Regions from separate parts of the Homo sapiens genome. Here region 1 is linked to region 2. A link is an interaction called in ENCODE POLR2A ChIA-PET data of the cell type or tissue named here. Cell type or tissue: MCF 10A. All regions are shown on one strand. Each heading gives the region's core, and the rest is flanking DNA. Links, peaks and the distances in the headings are about the cores only. Region 1 has its middle 18 kb from the start of ETS2-AS1. Region 2 overlaps ETS2-AS1 (ETS2 antisense RNA 1).

Region 1 (10,759 bases), core at 3,807-8,806, 52 kb before region 2:
GTCACCTGACACAGCAGAAGGGACTTTGCAGACGTGATTGTGTGAAGGATCTTGAGGGGGGAAGATGGTCTTGGGTGATCTGGGTGGGCCCAGTGTAATCACAGGGACTTTATGAGGGGGACTTGGGTGCGTCCAAGTCAGAAAAGGTGATGTGATGATGGAAGGAGGGAGAGAAGGTGGAGAAAACTTGGGTTTTGCTGCTGCCTTTAAAGATGGACGAAGGGGCCATGAGCCAAGGAACGTGGGCAGCCTCTGGAAGCTGGAAAGGCAAAGGAACAATTCACCGTTAAAGCCTCCGGAAGGAACCAGCGCTGCCAACACCATAATTTTAGCCCAGTGAGGCTGATTTTTGAGCTTTCAGCCTCCAGAGCTGTAGGATAGTACATGTTTTTTTTGTTTTTTTTTTTTTGAGATGGAGTCTTGCTCTGTCACCCAGGCTGGAGTGCAGTGGTGCAATCTTGGCTCACTGCAACCTCCGCCTCCTGGGTTCAAGCGATTCTTCTGCCTCAGCCTCCTGAGTAACTGGGACCACAGGAGCGTGCCACCACGCCCGGCTAATTTTTGTATTTTTAATAGAGACGGGGTTTCACCATGTTGGCCAGGCTGGCCTCCAACTCCTGACCTCGTGATCCGCCTACCTTGGCCTCCCAAAGTGCTGGGATCACAGGCGTGAGCCACCACGCCCCGCCATGTGTGGTTTTAAGCTGCTAACTTGTAGTGGTTTGTAGGAAACTAATAAGGGTAGCGAAAAGGGAGATAATACAAGTCAGTTCACCAAGAAACAGTAAAATGAATCGAGAGATTTTGCAGGGGCCCATGTGTTTCTTGCATCTTGGTCAGTGACAGGTGTCATGGAGAATGGTGGGCAGGTGGGGTTGCAACCTCTTCCTGGAAGAACTTCATCGTGAGTTTCCCAGTGAGAGAGAGACAGAGAACTAAGCCAGTCATGCACCGCTGGATGATTTATTGTTTTTTTGTTTTTTCTCTCTAGACAAACAATATAATTATAGAAGCAGGCATGTGTTAGCCTAAGCTCTTGTCAATCACACCCAAGTTATAGTTTCTTCGGCCTGCAAGCTCCATTGCCACTCCTTATTAGAAAGATCATCTGAGCTGTACTCCTAGGCGGGTAGGTGTGAGGCCTTTATGTTTCAGGTATTGTGTTTCTAGTGAACTCTAATCTGCCTTCCCTGCGCGATGGAGAGGTGGAAATGGAGCGAGAAGGGGAAAGGTGGAAGACAATGGGGAAAGTTCTTATTGTCACAACAGGAGGAAACATCAGCTTAGACCTGGCTCATTCTTTGGGATAGAATAACACTGGTAATAGTTGAGTTTAACCTTCAGTATAGTTGAGTTTAAGCCTAGCTCTGCGTGGTTGGAAAAATGTAATGAATTTGCAGTGTATAAACTGGTCCATTGAGTTTTATTTTAAAAATCTTCTTTAAACATATTTAGCAATTAAAAAAATGTATTTGGAATATATCTGTGACCTGTCTGCATACATTTCAGATTGACCGAAAAGGGTCACCCTTCCTGTCAAAGTTTCAAGATTCCTGTTAAATGCTGACATCCTCACTTTTTTTTTCTCTCCAGTTGATTTTTTTCTTAGATAAGCCATTCTCTAGTTGAGAAGGAAGACTCTGTTTTGTCTTCATGTGCAGAATCCCTTGGCCTTTGTTTGTCACTGAGTTGGGCTCTCCTGTCTGAGTGACGAGGCTGTGTCCCTCAGAGGTCCTTGGACCAGAGCCTTGGGCAAATCTGAGCCCACTTAGGCATCAGACAAATGCTGTGGGTTAGGTGTGATTATCAGCATGTAAAGCACATACAACTCTTATTGATCATCACCCAAGGTATTCTGAGAGCCACGAATTTGTTTAATATCACTGGAAACTGTTTTAGAGCAAGCATTTCAACAGACTTGAATTTCCTTTGGAAAGAAAGTGGAGTAATATGGTTTTCTGGAGGGATTTATTGTTCTTGTTGAGATATTTGAAGGCCCACGTCAGGCCTTATACTCTCCAGGAAATTCTCCAGGAAGGTAGTACCCCACAGTAAAGAGCTGTTGGTCCACAGTGAACCCTGAGCTGGGACTTTCTCCACAACTCACCACCTCACTCTCAGCCTCAAGTTACTCGTTAAAGGCCTTCCCTGGCTGTCTGGTTGGGCCACATGCCTTGCTGGTCACTCACATGACATCCTCACTGTCTTATTGCAATTGGAGTGGCGTAAAACAACCATGGATTATCTCACAGTTCTGTAGGCAGAAACCCAGGCGCGGTGGGCTCAGGGTCTTGCATGTCTGGAATCAAGCTCTCAGAAGGGCTTCGTTCTCTTTTGGAGGCTGTATGCATTTCCCGTGCTGCCGTAATAAAGTGCCACAGCTGGGTGGCTTCAAACAACAGACATTTCTTCTCTCCCAGTTCTGGAGGCTAGAAGTCTGAAGCTAAGGTGTGGGCAGGGCCCTGCTCCCTCTGAAGAAGAGTCCCTTCCTTGCCTCTTCCAGCTTCTGGTGGCTCCAGGCATTGCTTGGTTTGTGGCTGCGTCACTCCATTCTCTGCCTTCACATGGCCTTCCCCTCTGTGTCTGTGTCTTCTCTGCTGTCTCTTATAAGGATGCCTGTAATTGACTTTAGGGCCCATTGTGTAATCCAGGGTGACCTCATTTTGAGATCTCAAACTTAGTTACATCTGTAAACTCTCTTTTTCCAAATAAGGTCACAGTCAGAGTCCAAGGGTTAGGACAGGGATGATCTTTTGGGGAGGAACCATTCAACCCACTCCAGCTGCCTTGCTTGGGGTAGCTACTGTTAAAAACTCTCTACTCAAAGCCTCCCAGGGGTTTTACCAAGAAATCTTATCACACTCATTTTAACATGAGTCATGCCTGAAATAACTGCAGTGTAGAAAAGTAGCATCTTGAGAAACATAATAAAGAATTCTGTTCTGTTCTGTTCTGTGGAAAATGGCTCAGGGCAGTGGTGCAAAACCCAGGTTAATCATCTCCGAGGTTAACTCAAGTAGCACCTCCTAGGATGTTTGCTTTGGAAGGGTTTGCATTTGAGGGTTGAGCTTAAATTGCTTCTTCATCTCCGATGATCACTCCATTGCTTGTTTAAAAGGCATCAATACTCAATCAAGTTAGCTGGAATGGGTTGAATTGTGGCCCCCCAAAAAGCTACGCCCACATCCTAACCCTCGGACTCTGTTTGAAGTTTGGGAGTGAGGAAGGAAAACTTTCTTCCATGTTGGGCTGTTGTAATTTCTATTTTTACTCTGATAGGCCCTGTATAATAAGCCCCTGAAAACTTTGAGACTTACCGTTTACTCATTCCTAATCATGATCTGAAAAACAGACTGTCTTTAGAGAACACAAGAATCAGTTTATAATTTGTGCTTCTACACATTGTTCTCCCACCTGGGAGCAAGGGGGCTTGGCCAGCAGACAGGACTGGTGTGTGTACTCATGACAGGCATAGGAGAAGAGGCAGGTGGCAATCCACGGCTCCTGTATCAGCTTGAATCCTCCACCGAGTGTCTCTTCCTGTTGGTAAACAGAGATAACAGCCTAATCCTGGGGCTGCTGGGAATGACACTGCCACAGCTCTGGGCACCTGTCAGCCAAGGACAGATGGCGACCACTGCCACCCACAGTCTGTCCCAGGGAGAATTTATGGTGAGACTCCTGGGGTCTGGGAACATCCATCCATGGGCTGATGTTGAGGGTATGCCCCACCTGGAGGAATCGTAGAGTCTTTCTGTCAGTAACATCCCCATTGACACCTAGCTAGACCCTGGCCTCTGCTCCCACTCCACCATGTCCATCTCTTACTCCATCATCCTACACCTCAATGATGTCAACATTCCTCTCCCTGCTCCCTCTTGGCCTCAAAGTGTGTCTGGCAAAAAGCAAGTCCAGTCATGACTTTCCTTTGCACAGAGCAGTGAGTGCCATCCCACTCAGAGGCAAAGTCAAGGTGCTCCTGGTGGCCACCTGGCCTCAGTGTACCTGCCTCACCTCTCACCTGCTCGTCCCCATTTACTCCATGCCCACAGCCACACGGCTCCCAGGATCAAGCTGGCCCTACTTCCCCCTAGGCCCTTCCCACTCCCTCTGCGTAGAAGGACCATTTTCCCCCCAGGTAACCACAGAGCTCCCTCTGCACCTTCTCTCCCTGTTTGCTCTAAGATCACCTTTCCACCAAGGCAACCCCTCCACCCGCACCGCCCCCCCAGCTGTCTTTACCCCATAACTCTTAGAGTTTCCTTATCTGTTTCCTCTCTGTCTCCACCTGTAGAGTGGAAGCTCCAGGGAAGAAGGGATTTTTTGGGTTTTATTTTGTATTTGGCAGCTACTTCCCCAGTGCCTACAGTGGTGCCCCATGCTCCATAAGCCTGGGGGAATATTTGTTGAATGAATGAATGAGTGCAAGAAAGAATTAAAAGCAGCATTTGCTAAGTGTCCTGTCAACCCATCTGTTCAGAAATGGCTTTGGCATTTCTGTCTGAAATGAGTCACCTGCTTAGGGGCCTCACGATTCTTTTCTCCTCGCCCACAGAATTTATTTTTTAATGATGAAAGGCTGGATCATTTGAAATCACTGTGGGATGTGTGCTTTTCTAGCCCCGAGTGTGGCGCTGACCATGTAATTTTCCATGCACCAGTTTAAGAAAGCAGTAGATTTCCACCAAGAAAGAGGAAGGAGCTGGCGGCCAAGCCGGGAGTGGTATTTTACTGGGGAAAAACAGGGGTGGCTGATATACAAAGCAATCTGCAGGCTTGGTGCTGACACCATAGCCTTCCAGCGACCAGGTGCAGAAGCTCAATATAGAAAGCTCCAAAACGGAATGTTTATTACCTATTACCTGAGAAGTACACACTTTCAATTTGCCCTGCCCCGAAATGTATTTCTGGGAAAGCAGCCTTATCTCTAGCGTGGCTTGGTAGCAACAGCTCTGCTTAGTGTCATTATCTGGAGAGCAGCTGTCTACACTCACCTTTTAAAAAGGTGCTTCTAACAAACAAGCAATCTAATTTATTAAGCAAGCTGGCTTGGGCTGAGGGAGGAAGGCAGGTGCTTTCATTCAGCTTGCTCACAGGATATTGTTCTTACAGAGCTTCCCACTTGTTTGTTCTTTATTCCCTTCATTTCCCTGCTTAAGAGAGCTGTTTGCCCGGCACGCTGATTTACAGAACAGGGAGTGATCTGGATTTATCTGTGGGTTCACTGGCCTCCCACAGGGCTTATGGATGGTCTCAGTTTCAGCTGCATCACACGCTGCCTGATGAAATTGACAATATTCGGCCAAACACCAACTGCATGTGGTTCAACCTAAGGGTATTTTACATTGAAGGGCAAAGTTACAGATTTCAAAGCAAAAGACCCAAGTTCACATCTGATCACCTGCTAACTGGCTACGTAATCTTGGGAAAGTTCCTTGGTTTCTCTGATCATTCCTGGTCCTCATCTGTAAAACAGTTCAATTAATAGCCAGCTAGGAAGCCATGATGGGAAGCACTTGCGGCTGCTTATATAAAGCACTCAGCACAGTGCCTGGCACGAAGGAAGCTTTCAGTAAGTGGTTGGTGGTGCTTATTTGCGGCCATGGCTTATTGAGACTGGAAGCTGTGGGGACTCCGGTGCACGATGGTGGATGTTCCATGAATGCTGGCAAGAAGAGTGAGCATGGGGTGAGCTGAGAACTCAGAACTTAGCTTCTTAGATGCCTGCTTTGTGTATAGTTTTGCCCTGTCCTAAAGCCCAACGTGCACCGATGTTTTGCATCATTGTTCCTGTTGCATATGTTACTTATCACTCGTCATGAGCTTGTTTATATCCACCCACAGTCAGGGGTTCTCCTCCTCCCTCCTCTGCAGGCAAATCCATGTCTGGCTCTCCAGGCGAAGGGGGTGGGGTGAGTGGTGGACCAGGAGGTCCTGATGGGGTTGGCCTCAGCTTGCCCTGGGCATTCTGCAGCCTATGGCCTCTCCATAGCCACTTTGCCTTTTATCTCTGGCTTCTCCAGGCCTAGAACAGGATCTGGTTTTGTAGGCAGAATCAAATACACAATTTGCAGGGCCCACAGTACAAAAGGAAAATGCAGGACTCCTTGTTCAAAAATCGTTAAGAATTTCAAAATGGCAGCCACTGAGCATTAAACCACGAGCAGGGCCTTCTGAGGGCGCCCGCTGTGGCACTACCTGCAGGTGCCTGTGATGCCAGCCCTGTTGGTAGGCAAGAAATGTTTCTTGAGTTGAGCTAAATAAAAGTTAATTCAATGCACACAGATGCCTGGGTGCTCCCAATGTATCCTGCTGTTTTGCAGCAACATGAGTAAGTGTCAGGCTGAGGGACATGAGTCACTAACGTGACCTGAGCACTCGGCTCGTTGGGTGATGCTCAGCTCTGGCGTGGGTGTGATAGAGCCTCTAGAACATGCCTGTGCTTGGGCACCATCCCAAGAGATTCTAATTTGAGTTGATTGGGTCCACAGTACAAGGCGTTTCTTTTCTCCTCAGCAACAGTGACAGAATCATGGCAAACATGTTATTTTTTTAGCATTATTAATTTCCATTGTGGTAAAGTACACATAATGTAAAATGTTCCAACTTAACCATTTTTACGGAGAGTTCTATGATACTAGGTACATTCACACTGCTGTGCAACGATCCCCACTATCCATCTCCAGGCCTGTTTCTGTCTTGCAAAAGTGAAATTTGCTATGCGTGAAACCCTAACTCCCCATTCCCTACAGCCCCTGGCAAACACCATTCTACTTTCTGTCTCTATGGACTTCATTCCTCCAGGTGCCTCATGTAAGTTGAAATCATACAGTATTTGTCTTTTTGTGACTAGCTCATTTCACTCGGCAATATGCCGTCAAGGACTATCCATGGTGTAGCCTGTGTCAGAAGCGCTTTCCTTTTTAAGGCTGAATAATATTGCATTGTATGTAGAGACCACATTTTGTTTATCTATTCGCCTGTTTGCTTCCACCTGTTGGCTATTTTGGGCAAACGTATCCTTTTTATAGTAGTGTGGTTTGATTGCCAGTCCCACTCACAGATAGGAAAGTCGAGGCTAAGAGAGTGTGAGTAGCTTGTCCACACAAGCAGAGAAGGCTCCTGATTCTGAACTGTCTGCTTCCTGCCCCTTGCTCTCTTCACCTTTCCACACTTCCTTTTACTCCTGCAGAAGGGTGCTTGTTTTTTTGCATTGAGATAAGCAGTGAGTATTTACCTAATGACTGGCTGAGTAGTTTTCCTCCCTTTCATGCCCAGTGGATAAGCTGCTGCTGGTAGAAAATTGGATACACACAGGTGTCCCCTTATTGGAGTCTTGTGTTCACAACACGTGTGAGCACCTGGTTGCTTCAATGACAGGGTTTGCTCAGCAGGTGAAGAGGTAGCGGCACCCTGTGCTTCTCCAGGGCCTGACACAAGACATGTGGAGAGGACAGACACAGGGGAGGTCCCACAGCAAAAAACTGGTGGCTGTGAGGTCTGTAAAGCCATTAATTTCTACTAATTCCTTTCAAGTGTGGTGGGAAAAGCTGAACTTTGAGATTTCTACCCTGAACCCACCGTTCCTAACATGGGAAGTTGGTGTTCATGACTTATTCTCCCCAAGCCTTAGTTTCTTGATCTTCTCACCGTTAGACAGAGATGATAGTACCCACCTCAATGGGCTTTTGTGAATATTAAATCTGCAGTGAGGGTTAAGCTCCCAGGATACACCGGCACCCACCATCAAGACACACATATGTCTCCTGCTCTTATCTTTCTATTCTCCCTTGGAAGCATAAGTGTTTAATTTATTGTTTTAGTGTGTACATTTTGAAGAAAATGACCTGTTTTGTGGCCAAATGAATGGAAACTTCTCTTTATTCATTATGTGAAGAGGAGATTGGCTCTGTACGATCAACACACTTGTCGTTTCTTTTTGATATGAAAGACAGTGGGACATTATTTTTTCCAAAAGTTTTGAGACTGAAAGACAAACTTTTCTAAACCTACAAATGTGATAAAGTAGACAAAGAAAGGCAGGGGTTGGGGTCAGGTTTTCTAATGCATCATTAAAAAAAAGTCTATCTCTTTTGGACTTTCTTGGATGTGCTGCTCCTTTGATGACTCTGATGAGGACCTCATTGGGGAATGGAAATCTCTGGAATGAATTTTAAAAAAAGTGTGTGTTTTACTGGCATATTTCTAAAGTCCTTAAAGTACTTCTGTAATAACAATCTCTATGAAAGATCAAGTCCTACAACAGGGCAAACTGAGTTTTAGATAATCGAGCATGATCCTGTAATTGATGACGTCATTGATCCCTTTTGTGTTGCCTTCACTGGTCATTTTCTTGTTTTCTTTTTTTTTGAGATGGAGTCTCGCTCTGTTGCCCCAGCTGGAGTGCAATGGCACAATGTTGGCTGACTGCAACCTCCGCCTTGCAGGTTCAAGCAATTTTCCTGCCTCAGCCGCCTGAGTAGCTGGGATTACAGGCACCTGCCACCATGCCTGGCTAATTTTTGTATTTTTTAGTAGAGACAGGGTTTCACCATGTTGGCCAGGCTGGTCTCAAACTCCTGACCTCAGGTTAACCGCCCACCATGGCCTCCCAAAGTTCTGGGATTACAAGCATGAGCCATCGTGCCAGGCTCACTGGTCATTTTCTACTCAAAGGTGGGGAGAGGGATGTCCATTCCTCTCCTGGGCTATACTCTTGGGCCAGGACTCTGTCCACATATTTAGTGGCTCCAGCTGTGGCAAGGTGGTGTTGACAAGGCTTGTTGTGTCTTTGCATATTCCTGGTGACTTCGCTGCTGTGAACATCACCAGCCAGGGGATCTAAAGCACTGTTTAGACCTTTTGGTGTTGTTGAATGTCGTCATGTCAACTGTATAGTGACTGTAACATTGCTAGTCATGTCAGCCAAAGTGGATGCCAGCAGACCAGATGAAGTCACCCATCTGGCTCTGCAAGCCTCTGCCCATGTATTTAATCTGTCATAAAGATTTGCTAAGCTCCTGTCCTCAAATATCTTACTGTCAACACAAGTCACCAAATTACCCGTGAAACACACTGTGTGCCATGTGGACTTATAATTAGATTATCATAAGACTGGAAATTAGAGGAAGAAGTGGAAGGGCTGTGGGTGGTCAGGGAACACCTTGTGGGGAAGGAGGATAGAGTGCTGAGATCTGAGTGGGAAGATTTGGAAGGGAAAGAAAACCAGAGAGGGCTTTCCCAGCCAGGGAACTGGCATTGCCATAAGTGGAGAGGTGGGGCCAAGTCCAAGCTCTCATGGAATGTTGGGGTTCAGTAGAAGCTGGAGCAGGTACTCGGTGACCTGGGGTCCAGCATAGCCATGAGCTTGCTGAGTAAGCCTAGCCAAGTCACTAGATCTTTTGTGGCCTGGTTCTTCATCTATAGCATTGGAGCATGGAGGTATATACCCAAAAGAACTGTAGACAGAAACTCAAGTGCTTACACACTAATGCTCAGAGACACAGTAATTCGCAGTAGCCAAAAGGTGGTGGAAACAACCCCAATGTCCATCAATGGGGAGACGAATGTCTCCCTACAATAGATTATTATTCAGCCATAAAAAGGAATACCTCCTGATATGTGCTACAGTGTGGATGGACCTTGAAAACATTATGCTAAGTGAAAGATGACAGATCTAAAAAGGCACATATTGTCCGATTCCATTGATATGAAATACTAGAATAGGTAAACCTGTACCCACAGGAAGCAAATTGGTGGTGCTATGGGGTAAAGGGAGGAGGGACTGGAGATTGATTGCTTAATGGGTTTGGTGCTTATTGGGGTTGATGAAAATGTTTTGCAACTAGATAGAGGTGGTGGTCACACAATGTTGTGAATGTACCGAATCTTTCCTTTTAAAATGCTTAATTTTATGTTCAGCTCAGTTAAAAAAAATGGGGCATTGTATTAAATCCAAGCATTTCAGCTTTCCTCTGTGGGTCCTGAGGAATTCTGGGGAGAGGCCCCTACAGGGCAGGAGAAAGGTTTTACCTTCCCCTGTCCTCTCTCTCCTTCGATGAGCACAGCTGTACTTTAAATATGTGATACCCTGGGAAGGCAGTAAGATTTCATGGGAAGAAAAGCTTCCCAAAGACGTTATCCTTTTTTAAAAATGATGAAAGGTGAGTTCAGCTTTCTGGTATCTTTGCTAGATGGGAAATTCTATCATTTCTTTGGGAATCGGCCATGTGTCATTTTTCAGCATCACCTAGACCTCTGGGCTGTGGCCCTTCTAAAACAGAGTCTTCTATAACCTCATTTGGCAGATGAAAATGGCAAGCACCCCTGGCTCTTGCCATTTTATTTATCTTCAGAGAAATTTTGGCCAAGGGAGTTTCTAGGCATGTGGGACTTAGGTTCCAATGGGAAGGCTGTGGACAGATGGGATGAATTCCCCTTTGCCTCCTCCCACCCTCAGCCTGCTGAATCAGAGTCTGCATTGTCATGAGATTCCCCAGGTGATGGTCACAGTGTTGAAGTTTGAAAAATGCTGGTAGCTAAGGCAAGTTCAAAGGCCTGAAGGTCAGCACCTGACTCCACTTCCTCATGGTAAAAAGAAGAAAAACCAAAACAAAACATCTTGTAGAATCTAGCAGAATTTAGGAATAGATGCTGCCTTCAGCCCAGTCCTGAGCACAGGGGAATCAATCACTCCATCAAAAAATCGGGTGAATCTCACTCTAACATCTGTGGTTCTTAGGGCTTCATAGGATCTCTA
Region 2 (13,370 bases), core at 3,862-8,861:
CCAGATATCTCGCTCAGAATGCAGTTCTGAGCATCAAACACACAGTTCATGTTCCTGACTCTGTTGGCTTTGGGACACTCTATTGGCTTTGGGACACTTTCAGGATGTTCTTGCAAGCTACTCACTGTGGGCCTCAGAGTCTGACCTGTCCAGAACTGCTGGTCTGCAAGGGGGCCTGTTCTTGGGGGTTCCTGGGGACCCCCACCCCAGGGACCACCCAGTGGTTGAGGGAGGGAGAATTGGTCATGAACTATGGATGATGCCAGCACAATATCAGATGTCATCACCCCGCATGGCCTAGGTACTCGCCTAAACAGACATCAGCACAGAATTTTGGGTGAGGGGGTCTTCCTGACCACGCTTTCACTCCTCAGAAACCTCTACTGCCTGGTGCTCCTTCCTCAACTTGTCCCAGAAACAGTGGCGTCAACTAAAGAGAAAGCGGGAAGGCAGGTACCTTCGGCAGGGATCTGGCGTTGGAACCTCTGCCCCGAACGTTGAAGCGCTGCTGTCACAATCACCTCATTCTGTCCCAGGACTTCCTCCTCAGCCTTTCCCCAGTCCATTTCTGAGCTTTGTGCCCTGTTCCCACCTCCCATAGCCTTTTCCCTCCTGCTGAGATAGGAGAACCGCCAGGAATGTAAACTCAATCTTCTCCTCTGGGGACTCTATGCTGCCTGCTACCAACAGCAGGCATCCCAGGATGTGGGATTTTCAGTGCTGAAACCAGGACAGTGATTCTCAAACTTTTTTTGATCCCAGGTTTCTCTGAAAATCTGAAGGCCATGGGCCCTCTCTCCAGCACAGCCTCCATAAGCCCAGACACATGCCATTGTGCATGCAATTCCAGGGGTGCTGGGATCCCCTTCCCAATCAAAGAGAGGACTTAGGGACCCATGGACCTGTCCAGAGACCTAGGCTGAAGATGGTAGCATGTAGGGAGGGGAGGTTGATGCCATGGTTAATTGCATAAGCTCTGGAAGGAGACTGGCCATGCTGCCTAGCCAAGCGCTCCCACTATACAGCTGAGAACCCTTGGACAAGTTTCCTAACCTCCCCAAGCCTCCCTTTCTGCATCTATAAAACAGGAAGCACATCTGTTTCATGGGGCATAAAAGACTTAATAATGACACATAGTGTGAAATACAGTGTCTGGCAGAACAACATCATGCATGCACTCGCCTGTTCAAAACATGCACTGAGCTGCCACGTGCCAAGGCCTGTCTTGGGCTAGAGATCCCCTTTGGGAACAAGACAGAGTCCTTGCCTTCTGAGTACTTACATTTTAGTGGGTTAAGGCTGTAGGGGCCACAGGCTCTTGACCCCTAAAGTTCTGCTGAGAGGCATAAGGCAGATGGATTAATGGGAGAAAAGGCATAAAACTTATTTAACGTGTATGCACAGAAGCCTTCAGAATGAAGCCCCAACTTCCCAATGAGTTACAGAAACTTATGTACCATTGTGGGGTTACAGAACGTATGGGGGTTTGGATTCCGGTAAAACAGGTTATGGGAATGGGAAGAAGAGGAATTCGATTGAGGGGCAATAAATGATTGCCAGGGAGAATGATTGGATGGGAGAACAGAAATAACCTTGTAAGTAGCTTTCTTTGGAATTCAGATGATACTTGGAGTCTTCTCGGGTCAGGTCACACCTTGGTCTTCTTTTCTGCCATAGATAAGAAGATAAGTGGGAAGGGGAAGAAAGAATAATTGCTCTCCTTGGAAGGTCTGGATCTTAGGCAGATAAAGAAACTTCAGCTTCTTTGGGAAAGACGGTGTGTATAGGGGAAGGTCAGAGAGACCTTGAGGCTTCCTCAATTCGACATGTTAAAACCCTCTATTTTGGGGTATTGGTTTCTGAGTCTCAACAAGGCTAAATCAATAGTAATTGTTATGATTACTTGTTATTTATTGTTGGTGGTTTGATTTGGAACTCAGGACAACATTCACTTTCAGGTCCTACTTAGTAGCCCGTTTCCCATCAGCATGATCCTCTGCAGGGCCGACAGATGGGGAACTTTTTGATAAAAGGGAGAAGGCTCCTTTCACCCCTTATCAAAACATTGTAGTAGCTTCGGTGCTTAAGTGTCATCATTTTCGTTCTCGCTGATATTTTAAAGAAGCCAATTTGAGTGCCCATCCTCACATTTCTATTGAAGAGTTTTCACTTCTTTCTTTCAATAAATTATTTAGTCCTCCTATGGACTGTTGCTGAACTGTGATTTTTACAAGCAAACCATTCTTACTTGTCATGAGTTAGCAAGGAGATCTTAAATGGGACCAGTGTAGACAGGAGACCTGTGTTACTGAGGCACGAAATAAACGTTCCGGCTGCCATTCATGCAATTTCAGTTTAGAGTCTCAATTTTCTGCATCTTTATCCATATTCTGGTTCAGTTTTTCTGCACAACCCCTGAAGGGAATGTGGTCGCCTGGGAGCACAACTCCCAGATCCCAGTTTTGAGTGTGGGAGCTCCAGAAGTCAGCAGGCAGGCGGGGCTGGCCCAGTGACAGGAGGGGTGCTGGAAAGGGCTTTGGCTTCCAGGCCTGGGCCCCGCCTTTGCTGACGTTGGAGCCCTGGAGCAGGGCTGCTGACGTGTGCACTGCCTGGGCTGGCTGTTTACTAGACTGTTTGTTAAGGGCTGCACTTCCAGTAAAACCTGAGAACACACCGTGACATCCTCATTTACAGCACTGAGTGTGTCACTCGGGCAGCACGTGGGCCAAGAAAGGGAGAGTCTAGGAAAGGTGAGATTAGCTGGCTGTGGGGTAAATCACCTGACACGAAGAGCCCGGGGTTAACCAATCACCGTGGGAGGGCTGCCCTGGAGCACACAGCAGGCTGCACTTGGGAAAAGTCCATTTGAACAAGAATTTCTTCTTGAGAAGGTCTGAGTAGCCAAGGGACCTTGATCTAGGAGTAGGAACTGGTCTCAGGTCACTGATTGCCAGGGTGGCCTGGGCAAATCGTTTCTCCTCTTGGGGGCTCTGGGTCCCCACCTGTGCAGTGAGGGCATGCATGCTCTGATGCCTTCATGAGTGGCAGCACGGCACCATGTTAGGCACGGGGGCTTCTGGGCCTAGTCCTTTGTCTTCCTGGCCATGGGGAAGTGGAAAAGGCCTTACCCCACCAAGATGCGTCTTCCCAAGTAAGCGGGGCATTTATGCACCCAGGACCGCTCAGGGCTACGGTGGGGTTTTGTGTGATGAGGCACATAGATATCTCAGCAGAATGGCAGACGCGGTGGGGCGCGGTGGCTCACGCCTGTAATCCCAGCACTTTGGGAGGCCGAGGCGGGCGGATCATGAGGTCAGGAGATTGAGACCATCCTGGCTAACATGGTGAAACCCTGTCTCTACTAAAAATACAAAAATTAGCCGGGCGTGGTAGCGGGCGCCTGTAGTCCCAGCTACTCGGGAGGCTGAGGCAGGAGAATGGCGTGAACCCGGGAGGTGGAGCTTGCAGGGAGCCGAGATCGCGCCACTGCACTCCAGCCTGGGCGACAGAGCAAGACTTCGTCTCAAAAAAAAAAAAAAAAAAAAAAAAGGGCAGACAGCTAGGGAGGGCCAGCACAGAAGCTCTTAGCGGTACAGGCCACCAGTGAGCATTTGTGGGGGCTTTGTGGATAACCAGAGCTGTGTGCGGGGTAGGGGGCTTCCGTGGCGCCTTCCTTCAAACATTTGGTTACCTGTGGTCTCATAACAAAAGGCCACCGGCTCTCTTCCTCCCTCCTGATGGAAGTTATCCAAATCCATTTTGCTAGGTCTCCAAAACATAATCACTTTATTTGAAAGCGTTTCCCTAAGGGAAAGATCAAGCTGTCCATTTGGGGTGAAAGAGAACAACAATAATAACAATAAATTTCTCTCCACCCAGTACTGTGGACTTGCAGCATTTTCCAGTGTGTTACCGCCTGGAGTTGCCTCTGACATCCCCATAGCGGGGGAAGACAAGAAAACTGAGGCTCACAGAGGTTGCCAAAGGCCACATGGATAATGAGGGTCAGAGAGGTTGTTAAAGGACTGCAGCTGGTTCTAAATCCAGTGTCTTTCCAAAGCAAAACGATATAGCTTATAGCTCGCTCTTCAAAACCTGAAAAAAACACAAAGAGGTTTGTGAGTTGTCTTCCCACGCTCCCGTGTGGTTGATTGAGAAGCGGTAAACCCAAACAGGATAGGTGTGCTTTCTCGGGGGGGGGTAGGGGAGATGGGGTGGGGGGGTGCGGGGGGTGGGGGTGTGCGGGAGGTGGGAGGGGAGGGGTGCTTATCATCAACATGGCCACCCCCACATATCCCCATGTGTGTAGAACATCATGGTGCCCTGTATTTGCATATTAAAAGACTAGGGTGGGAGGGCCAGTTTTTTCTGCAGGCTACGTGAGTGACATGCCTGGTGGAACCAATCCCCTGAGCCCTATGCAAATCAGACATCACCTCCTCCAGCCTATTTATATAAGCAGCCACTTTTCCGTGGCACAGGGGGTCTTCTCTCTTGGCTTTGGAGCTCCCCATTCCTCTGTGTCTGTAACAGGGGAGCTTCTTCCTTCTTTCTTCTCCCTTCTTTCTTGCCTGTTAAACTCTCTGCTTCTTAAAACCACTCCATGTATGTCCAGGTCATTTTATCTAATTTGGAGACGGAGAACCCTGGTGTTCCTCTGCTCATCAGAGCCGTCTCACCTGCAAGGGCCAGGATCCAGCACTAGGGCTGCCCTTTATGTTCATGCAGCCTCCACTAGGAAGATCCTCCTTAGCTGCCACCTGCTGTAAAGGGATCTATCTATCTATCTGTCTATCTATCTATCTATCTATCTTTCTATCTACCTGTCGAGAGAGAGAGAGGTTTATTATAAGGAATTGACTCATGTGATTATGGAGGCTGAGAAGTTCCACAGTCTGCTGTCTGCAAGCTGGAGACCCAGGAAGGCTGCTGGTGCCGTTCCAGTTTGATTCTGAAGGCCTGAGAACCAGAACTGATGGTATGAGTTCTAGTCCAAGTCCACAGAAATGAAACTGGAGAACCAAAGGTGTAAGTCGCAGTCTGAGGGCAGGAGAACACAATAACCCAGCTCAAGCAATTAGGCAGAGAGAAAGAATTTTCTCTCCCTCCACTTTTTGTTGTTGTTGTTCTACTGAGGCCTTCAATGGATTGAAGGAGTTCCACTCATTAAGTCAATTAACTTCTGAAGTCTATTATTGTCATTGCCTCCCCAGGTAGGGGAAATGAGAAGCCTGGGGATATGGCTTACAGTGAAGTGTGGCTGGTCCTTTTTTATTCTCTTGGCCAGGCTCCTTCCCTCTGCCAAGTTGCAGGTGGTCCAGGTGTTTGCTTCCAGATGTTTAGCAAACATCTGGTGGAAGGCAAAGAAGGAAAGATTGCTTAGGGGGACTCTTGCTCCCGTTCCTACCTGCATCTTCTGAGAGGTCTTCCCCCTTTACATTCACCTCAGCTCAACATTGGAATCCCTGCTCTTTCACTGCACACACTGACCACCCACTGCAGGCTGGGGGTCCTAGAGGATTTCACGTGCTAGGCTGTCCCAAATAGAGGAGGTCCTGCTACAGCACCGGCACCATTAGTCCTTTCTGGGCCGTGCTCTGTGAGCCCTTGAGAGGACAAGAAACCAATGTCAAAGCCATGGAATGATCCCATTCAATTCTCATCAAGGAATAGAGAAGACATAAAATTCAGCAAATGGAGGAGGTAAATTTGCTTATTAAAGGTATTTGTGATGAGTGGAGTAGACATAAACACACACACACACACACACACACACACACACACAGCTGAGCTTTAACTGGAAATTACCGAGCAAAAAAGGGCAGGACAGCACCACGTGAGAGGGAGGCCAGTGGCACAGAGGGCTTTGTCCTGACACGCACACAGGTAACAGGACCTCGGGAGGGAAGAGGTCGCTGGGACAAGTCCTGTCAGGCTGCGGGGAGCCCTTCCCGGACACTGCTGGCTCCTGGAACTGACTTGCCTCCTCACGCACACGTAGGCAGCTTATCTCGGGTTTTGTTTTGGCTTCAAAATCTTTTAATCTCCCAGGATCGTTTGAGTAGATCAGCCCCTATTTTTATTCTTGGATAGAGAAGTGAATCAGAAACGCAGCCAACTTCATTGGACTTGTGGAGGCCTGTCCCCGAGCACCAAATTCCTTGCAGCTTCAAGCAGGTTGACAGAGCTGAGACTGAAATAAAAACACCAACAGGATTAGGCCTGTTCCTGACTGTGGAGTTTGGTGCATAGTAGGCATTCAGGAAGTATTTGTTGAAAACAAATATCAAGGAATCCTATTAATTCCAGGTGACTTTCTCTATGCAGTGGGTACCGCACAGAGTGTGGAACACAAGGCAATGGCAGCCAATAGATTGTTTTCTGAATTGGCAGGGCCCTCTGCCTGTAATTTTACCAAAGCAAAAATATTTATGGGTGTGGCTACACACAGTGGCACTTTCTAGGCTTCATGCAGGCTTGAAAACCTTCATTTTCCTTTCCTTATACGCGGCCACCGCATTTACCCTCCACCTTCTTTCTGAGGGAAGCCCCAGGAAATGTAGGTGCCCTGTGGAGCCTACAGGCCCTTTCAGTGTTCCTGATGCTTATGAAAATCCATTCTGGAATTTGTGGAAATGGGAGTTTGGATTGTCCTGAATGCCTTAGTCTGGGAGCTGGGGAGTTTCCAGAAACCAGCAGGTTGTTTTGTGGTGAGACTGTTTCGTATTAAGCTGTCAACGCTTCCCCACGATGAAGGCTAGAGGGTTAGAATGCTGGTAAGAAAAGATCAGGGGTAATGTGTTCTGAGTGGGGACAAAGACACAGTGACTGGCGTTCTGGGTACCTGGATCAATGTATTGAGCTTGACACGATCCCAGAGGTCCTGTGGGGAATAGTCTCAAAGAGGGGTTGGCTATGATTATGGTGAAACACAAGCCTGCTGTGTTCCCCTTGATTAATGGTCCTACCTAAACCACAGGCAGCCACTTTGTGGGTTGACTGATGACCTACAAGAGGCCATGGGGTAAGAGCCCTAAGCGTGGACCATGGTAATTAGCAAGTATGGTCACATTCTTCCTCCTGGAGACATGGATGGAGTCAGTCAGATGGTACAAGAAGAGAAAAAAGAAAATGCCTAGAGAGAAGCAGAAATCAATAGACAGTAGGAGATCCATACCAATGGGAGTGCCATAGTGAAGATCCAAGAATTCCTGATGTTAATGGGGCAACAAGCCAACAAGGAGCCCAGAGCCAGCTTCAGTCCTGAACAACCTCCCAAGTCTATCCTCTATGGAGCCTGTAATACATTAGGTTCTGTCCTACCCCTGTATACCTTATTACTAGATGGCTCCTTAAATAAATCATAAAACCCCAGTTCTTAAGATGACACGAATGTGCCTATTCCTTTCAAATGAGACGAACCCATGTATTTACCATACATGAAAAACTAATGCCAATGGCATAATCCCACGTAACTTTTCTGATTGATTGGGGTCCAGGTTCACTAAAAGAGTCACTCAAAAGCTTTCTAATCTATTTCCTTACTTGTTGGCTGGGTAAGTGTTACATTTGGGAAATAGAAGAAGAAGGTGATTAGAGGATAGAGCTGGGGCCATTGGCCTCGTGTAGGCACAATTCTTCACAGCTTTCACAGGATAGGAAAATGTAGGGTTAAGGGCTGCTTTCCAAATCGTTTTCCCCTGTTTGCCATTGCAGCTTTTCCAGACCACTTAATTTGATTTTCAGTGTTCAAAATCTTGCTTATAAATCTCCCCTGAGTGGAGAGTTGGGTAGGTGGAAGGAGGAGACGAAGAGAGAATGTTCACAATGCTAATATCATGGTTATACGGTGGACCCTTGAACAACACAGGTTTGAACTCTGTGGGTCCACTTCTAGGCAGATTTTTTTCACCTCTGCCACTCTTGAGACAGCAAGACCAACTCCTTTTCCTCCTCCTCTTCCTCAGCCCACTCAACATGAAGATGACAAGGATGAAGACCTTTATGATGATCCATTCCCACTTACTGAATAGTAAGTATGTTTTCTCTTCCTTATGATTTCCTTAATAATACTTGCTGTCCTCTAGCTTACTTTATTGTAAGAATACAGTGTATAATATAGATGACATACAAAATACATATCAATTGATTGTTCATGTTATTGGTAAGACTACTTGTAGGCTATTAGTAGTTAAGTTTGAAAGAGTCAAAAGTCATATGTGGATTTTTGACTGTGTGTGGGGTCAGCACCCCTAACCTCGACATTGTTCAAGGGTCAGCTGTATTTATTTAAAGAAGCATAGAAAAGAATACATTTATTCACTTGATAAACATTTGTTGAACACCTGCTATGTGACAGGTTGAGTCGTAGGTGCTTAAGAGAAGTTAGTAAAATGAGCAAAGACACCTGCCACGGAGCACTTATGTTGTAGCAGGAGGAGCAGGCAATAAACAAAAAATAAAAGATAATAATATAATAGATAATACATATAACACAATAAGGCAATAAACACAATAAGATAAAAAAAGTCACAGTATGTCAAAGGTGATGAGTGCACTGGAAAGAAAGGAGTGCAGAGAGAGGAAGGAGGGCATAGGCCTTGCCTGTGAGAGGACAGATTGCAGTTTTAAATAGGAATGGTCAAGGTTGGCCCTTCTAAGAGAATGACCTTTATGAGAAAGCCTGCAAGAGGTAAAGGAGTTAGTCGTTGGGGTGTCTGGGAAAGGGGGTTCAGGCAGGTGGAACAGCCACCACAAAGGTGTTAAGGCAGGAGCATCTGACATGTTCAAGAAATAGCAAGGAGGCCAGTGCAGCTTGGGTCTTAAGGGAGGGGGGAAAGTAGGAGGCTGGGGCAAAGGAGGAATGCGGGGGCCAGACCATGTAAGGTCTTGGGAAGAATGAGAAAAATCAAAGATGCCCTCGAACCTGAGCAAAAAACCAAAAGCAAAAACAAAAGCCATAATAAGCATATTGGCACTTGATTAATTTAATTCCTTATTGAATTAGTAATTCTCATGGTGGGGGAGGGAAACTATATATCATACCCCCTACCCCTGCCACCAACCGGGGAACATCTTTACACCATTCCCCTCCTTTTAACACCACTGCCTTATGGAGGCATCTGTGCTAATGGGCAGATACTTAATGTGCTCCTTGCAAATATTAGGGCAGGGAAAATGTTGAAGACGTTTGGTGTAAACACACCAAATTTAACTGACATAATTATTGCCTAATATGTGTGTCTTCATCCATTTGGGCTGCTATAGCATAACACCTTAGATTAGGTAATTTATAAACAACAGAAATTTATTGCTCACAGTCCTGGAGGTTGGGAAGTCCAAGATCAAGGAAGATTTGTGTCTGGCAAGGACTTGTTCTCTGCCTTGTTGCTGTGTCCTCACATGGCAAAAAGGGCAAGGAGGCCCTCTCAGGCCTCTTTTATAAGGGCACTAATCCCATTCATGAGGGCAGAGCCTTCAAGAGCAAATCACCTCCAAAAGGCCCCACTTCTTTATACTATCACACTGGGCATTGCATTAGTTCATTTCCACCTGCTGATAAAGATATACCTGAGACTGGGTAATTTATAAGGAAAAAGAGGTTTAATGGACTCACAGTTCCACGTGGCTGGGGAGGCCTCACATTCATGGTGGAAGGCGAAAGTCACGTCTTACATGGCAGCAGGCAAGAGAGAATGAGACCCAAGCAAAAGGGGTTTCCCCTTATAAAACCATCATATCTTGTGAGACTTATTCACTACCACGAGAACAGTCTGGGGGAAACCGCCCTCATGATTCAGTTATCTCCCAACAGGTCCCTCCCACAACATGTGGGAATTATGGGAACTATAATTCAAGACGAGATTTGGGTGGGGACACAGCCAGACCATATCAGGCATTAAGTTCCAACATATGAATTTTGGGAAGACACCAACATTTGGATCATAGCAATGTGAAAACTCTTTTCTAAGGCAATTTTAAATTTTTGTCATTTATATTCCCACAAGGTATCCTGAGCAGAACTACACCAGATAACATGGTAGAGTTTTTTTAAAGGTTCTTAAGGGGTGTATCTTAATGTAGCTAATAAATATCCCAGTAGGGCTTTCCATGTGTTTGTTTCAAATCATAGAACCAATTTAAACTCCACCCCTTTTGGATGGGGCCAGACTCATACAAGGAGTGGTGACTATATGAGTTAATGTGGTTTTACTACTCAGGAGGAGAGATTTAGCTGTCATTTTAGACCTCATTTAAAATATTATAACTTCCTTCTCATGTTTCTAATATTCTATCTTGTACAGTAGTTACATTTTTGGATTTAAAATCCTCCCTTTTGAGCCTTTGTAAGCTAGTGTAGAGATTCATGATGTGCGATGAGTTACAATTTTTATGAGGCCCAACTTTGAGTCTCAGGCACTACAGGAATGGGCCCCAGAGGTGGGTTCCTGTTTTCACCTGGCATCTGGCGTCACTGTGGCTTCATCATCCCATACTCACCCTGACCTCCTCCCTTTCATGCGAAAGTGAACATTTTATTGTGAAGTCCTGTTCTATGGTGATATTAACAAATTTGAGGAATTTTGTAGTCCTTGCAATGCAAACTCACAACTGTCAAATGTCTACTGTTTCTATTTTTACCTTTTCTGAGTATTAAAAAATGAAGTATAATTTAAGTACAACAAAATGCACAGATCTTACATGCTTAGTTTGATAAGTTTGGACAATTGTACACCTGTGTAACCATCATCCCAATCAAGATTCAGAACACATCCACCACCCCAGAACTTCCTCTTCTCTCCCTTTCCAGTGAATTGTTGATCCACCCCCACAATCTTGGAGGCAGCCACTTTTTGACTTCTATCACCATAGCTTTAACCTCATAGAACAGTTTTGCCTGTTCTAGAGTTTCAAACAAATGAATTCTTCCAACATGTATTCTTTGTGTGTGTGACTTCTGTCTCTCAAAGTGGAGTTTTTGAGATGTGCCCATGTTGTTGCACCTATTAGTAACTTGTTCTATTTAATTGCTCAATAGTATTCTACTGTATGACTATACCACAGTTTGTTTACCCATCCTCCTGTTGATGGACATTTGTCATTTTGGGGAAGAAGGCTATTGTAAATAAAGCAGCTATAAACATTCTTGCATACGCTTTCTGTAGACATAGGTTTTCATTTCTTTGGGGTAAGTATTCATACCTAGAAATGGAATTGCTGGGCAATAGGGTAGCTTTAAGAGAATTGCCAAACAGTTTTTTAACATGATTGTACCATTACTCTCCCCTAGTAATATAAGATAGTTCCGGTTTCTCTACATCTTGGCCAACATTTGGCATTGTCAATCATTTTTATTTGAGCGACTCTAGTGGGTGTGAAATGGCATCTTGATGTAGTTTTAATTTCCGTTTCTCTGATGACTAATGGTGCTGAGCGACCTGTCATGTGCTTCCTGACCATTCCTACATGTTCTTCTGTTAAGTGTCTGTTCTTTTGCCCATGTTTAAAATCAGGTTATTTGGTTGCTCACGTTAATTGGTAAGAGTTCTATTATTTATTTTTGTACTTGTCCTTTTCCCTGGTTACCTTCTAAGTTCCTTGAGATATTTTATCAATTCTCTCTACAGCGTCCAGCACAGTGCTTTGTAAATAGCAGGTGCTTAATAAACACTTATTGGATTATCAGCATAAAGTAGTAACCCTGCCTGTACAGTGGAACAACTTGTTGATTTTATTAACAGAATTCAGTAAAGTTTGGGCATTCAATTTTTGGATTGGCAGCGTCTCTTACTTTTCACTTTTTGAATTGGACATTACTCTTTTCCAGTATGTGACCTTTTGCCAACATTCAGGCTGCTCATTTCTAAATGCTTTAAGCCAATCTGGCATACAGTACTTGATTGTGGAAACTGTCATAAACTTTATAGTTAATTTTTATAAGACTTACTTAGGAAGATCTGAAGTTTTCATGATAGGTGATCTCTTCGAGAAGTTGAAATATTTATAGTCTTGAAAATAGAATGTTCTGTACCATCACCTTCTGTTTTCCTCCTCTTCTGAAATTTATGAGACATTTCTTAACCAAGAACCAGAGCCCAAGGGGCAGACAGAAGAAATATAAATAGTTTTATTTGAAGATAAAGATGGTGAGCATCGACAAAAAGAATATCTGAGGCTTTTTAAACCTTGTCTCCTTTCCAATTTTGTCAGCCAGAAGCATTATAAATGGGTGCTCCACTTTGAAAGAACACCTGCAATGATGTCATCTTTATGTTCTTAAATTAGTTCTAGACAGACTGGCCAGCTTGGGTAAGCCAGAGCAACGTTTCCATTCTCATCCATTTGAACTTTGCCTCAGACCTATGGCTCCTGTGTGCTAACCCCATGTTTTAGAAAAGCTCTCATCCCCAGGGTGATTCAGAAATCTTGAAAATCATATGTAGCCAGTGAATTTATTGGTTAATTTTTTTATCTCAAGTCAACTCAACAAATTAAAATTCTTTCCTGATCTGATCTCAAAAGTAATACTTGCTTGTTGTAGATAATATAGCATGAATGCATACAGAAAATAAGGTTGATCTAAAAATTGATCTCACAAAAATAATTACTATTAAAATCTCATAGGTTTACTTGCCATTATTTTTGTTTTTATTTTCTAACATTATATCTAACCTGTAGTCTATAAAAAAAGAATCATAGTGAATATATTCATGGATACTGGGCTTTGTTTGTTTTTTTATTTTATTTTATTTTTTTCTCCAGAGTGATTTTCACTTACTGTTACAGATTTTTACCGGCTGTGTAGCATTTCATTTTGTTCTGTTTGTTGATTATGTTTGTATTGTATCTCAATAGTTTTTTTTTCTTCATGTTCTGAATAAGAATGAAATCTTTTTCACCAATGAGAGTATATTTTTGTTTGCTTCATGTTGGTGTATGGAAAAGCAATGGACTGTTGTACGTTTATTATTATTTTTTAATCTGGTCCCTTTACTTTGTTTTTTTTTTCAATTCAAAGTGCTTAGAGTTGAATCCCTTGGGTGTTTAGGTTATCCAGCCATGTTGTTAGTTTATAATGAACTTTTAATCACCTCCTTTCTCTTAGTTATGGTTCATAGTTCTACTTCCAGTCTTATTACATGACTCTGATCTTCTTGAGCAAGGTGAAATAGTAGACACACCTGCCTTGTTTCTGGTTTTAACAGGAATACTTTTAATGTTTCATATGCTGGCCACTTGTTTACGTTTACATAATTATGATGTGAAAGAAGTATCCTTGAGTTCTCATTTTCCCTAAGGATTTTTAACAATGTGAGAATGTGTTTTAGGTGTTATTTAATGCCCTTTAAATCCTAATAAATGTGGGGACC

The links. Peaks named below come from ENCODE experiments on the same cell type or tissue, not always from the same donor. Only the 100,000 strongest peaks of a DNase experiment are listed, where the experiment ranks them.
Region 1: POLR2A ChIA-PET joins it to region 2 with 40 read pairs; 3 of 35 experiments call an interaction of 5 or more read pairs at or near these places.

The regions. Positions count from the first base shown.
Region 1 is chr21:38,951,268-38,962,026 of GRCh38, reverse strand. No RefSeq gene overlaps it. Among named protein-coding and RNA genes, the nearest start is that of ETS2-AS1, 18 kb to the right of the region's middle. In MCF 10A, for the core only: no CTCF peak of the experiment used is centred there; a DNase peak (open chromatin) is centred at 6,376.
Region 2 is chr21:38,896,563-38,909,932 of GRCh38, reverse strand. It overlaps ETS2-AS1 (ETS2 antisense RNA 1), which reads left to right. Exons shown (of 4, transcript NR_120405.1): 3 at 7,968-8,032. Among named protein-coding and RNA genes, the nearest start is that of ETS2-AS1, 35 kb to the left of the region's middle. RefSeq lists enhancers at 2,418-2,957, 5,571-6,770. In MCF 10A, for the core only: no CTCF peak of the experiment used is centred there; a DNase peak (open chromatin) is centred at 5,972.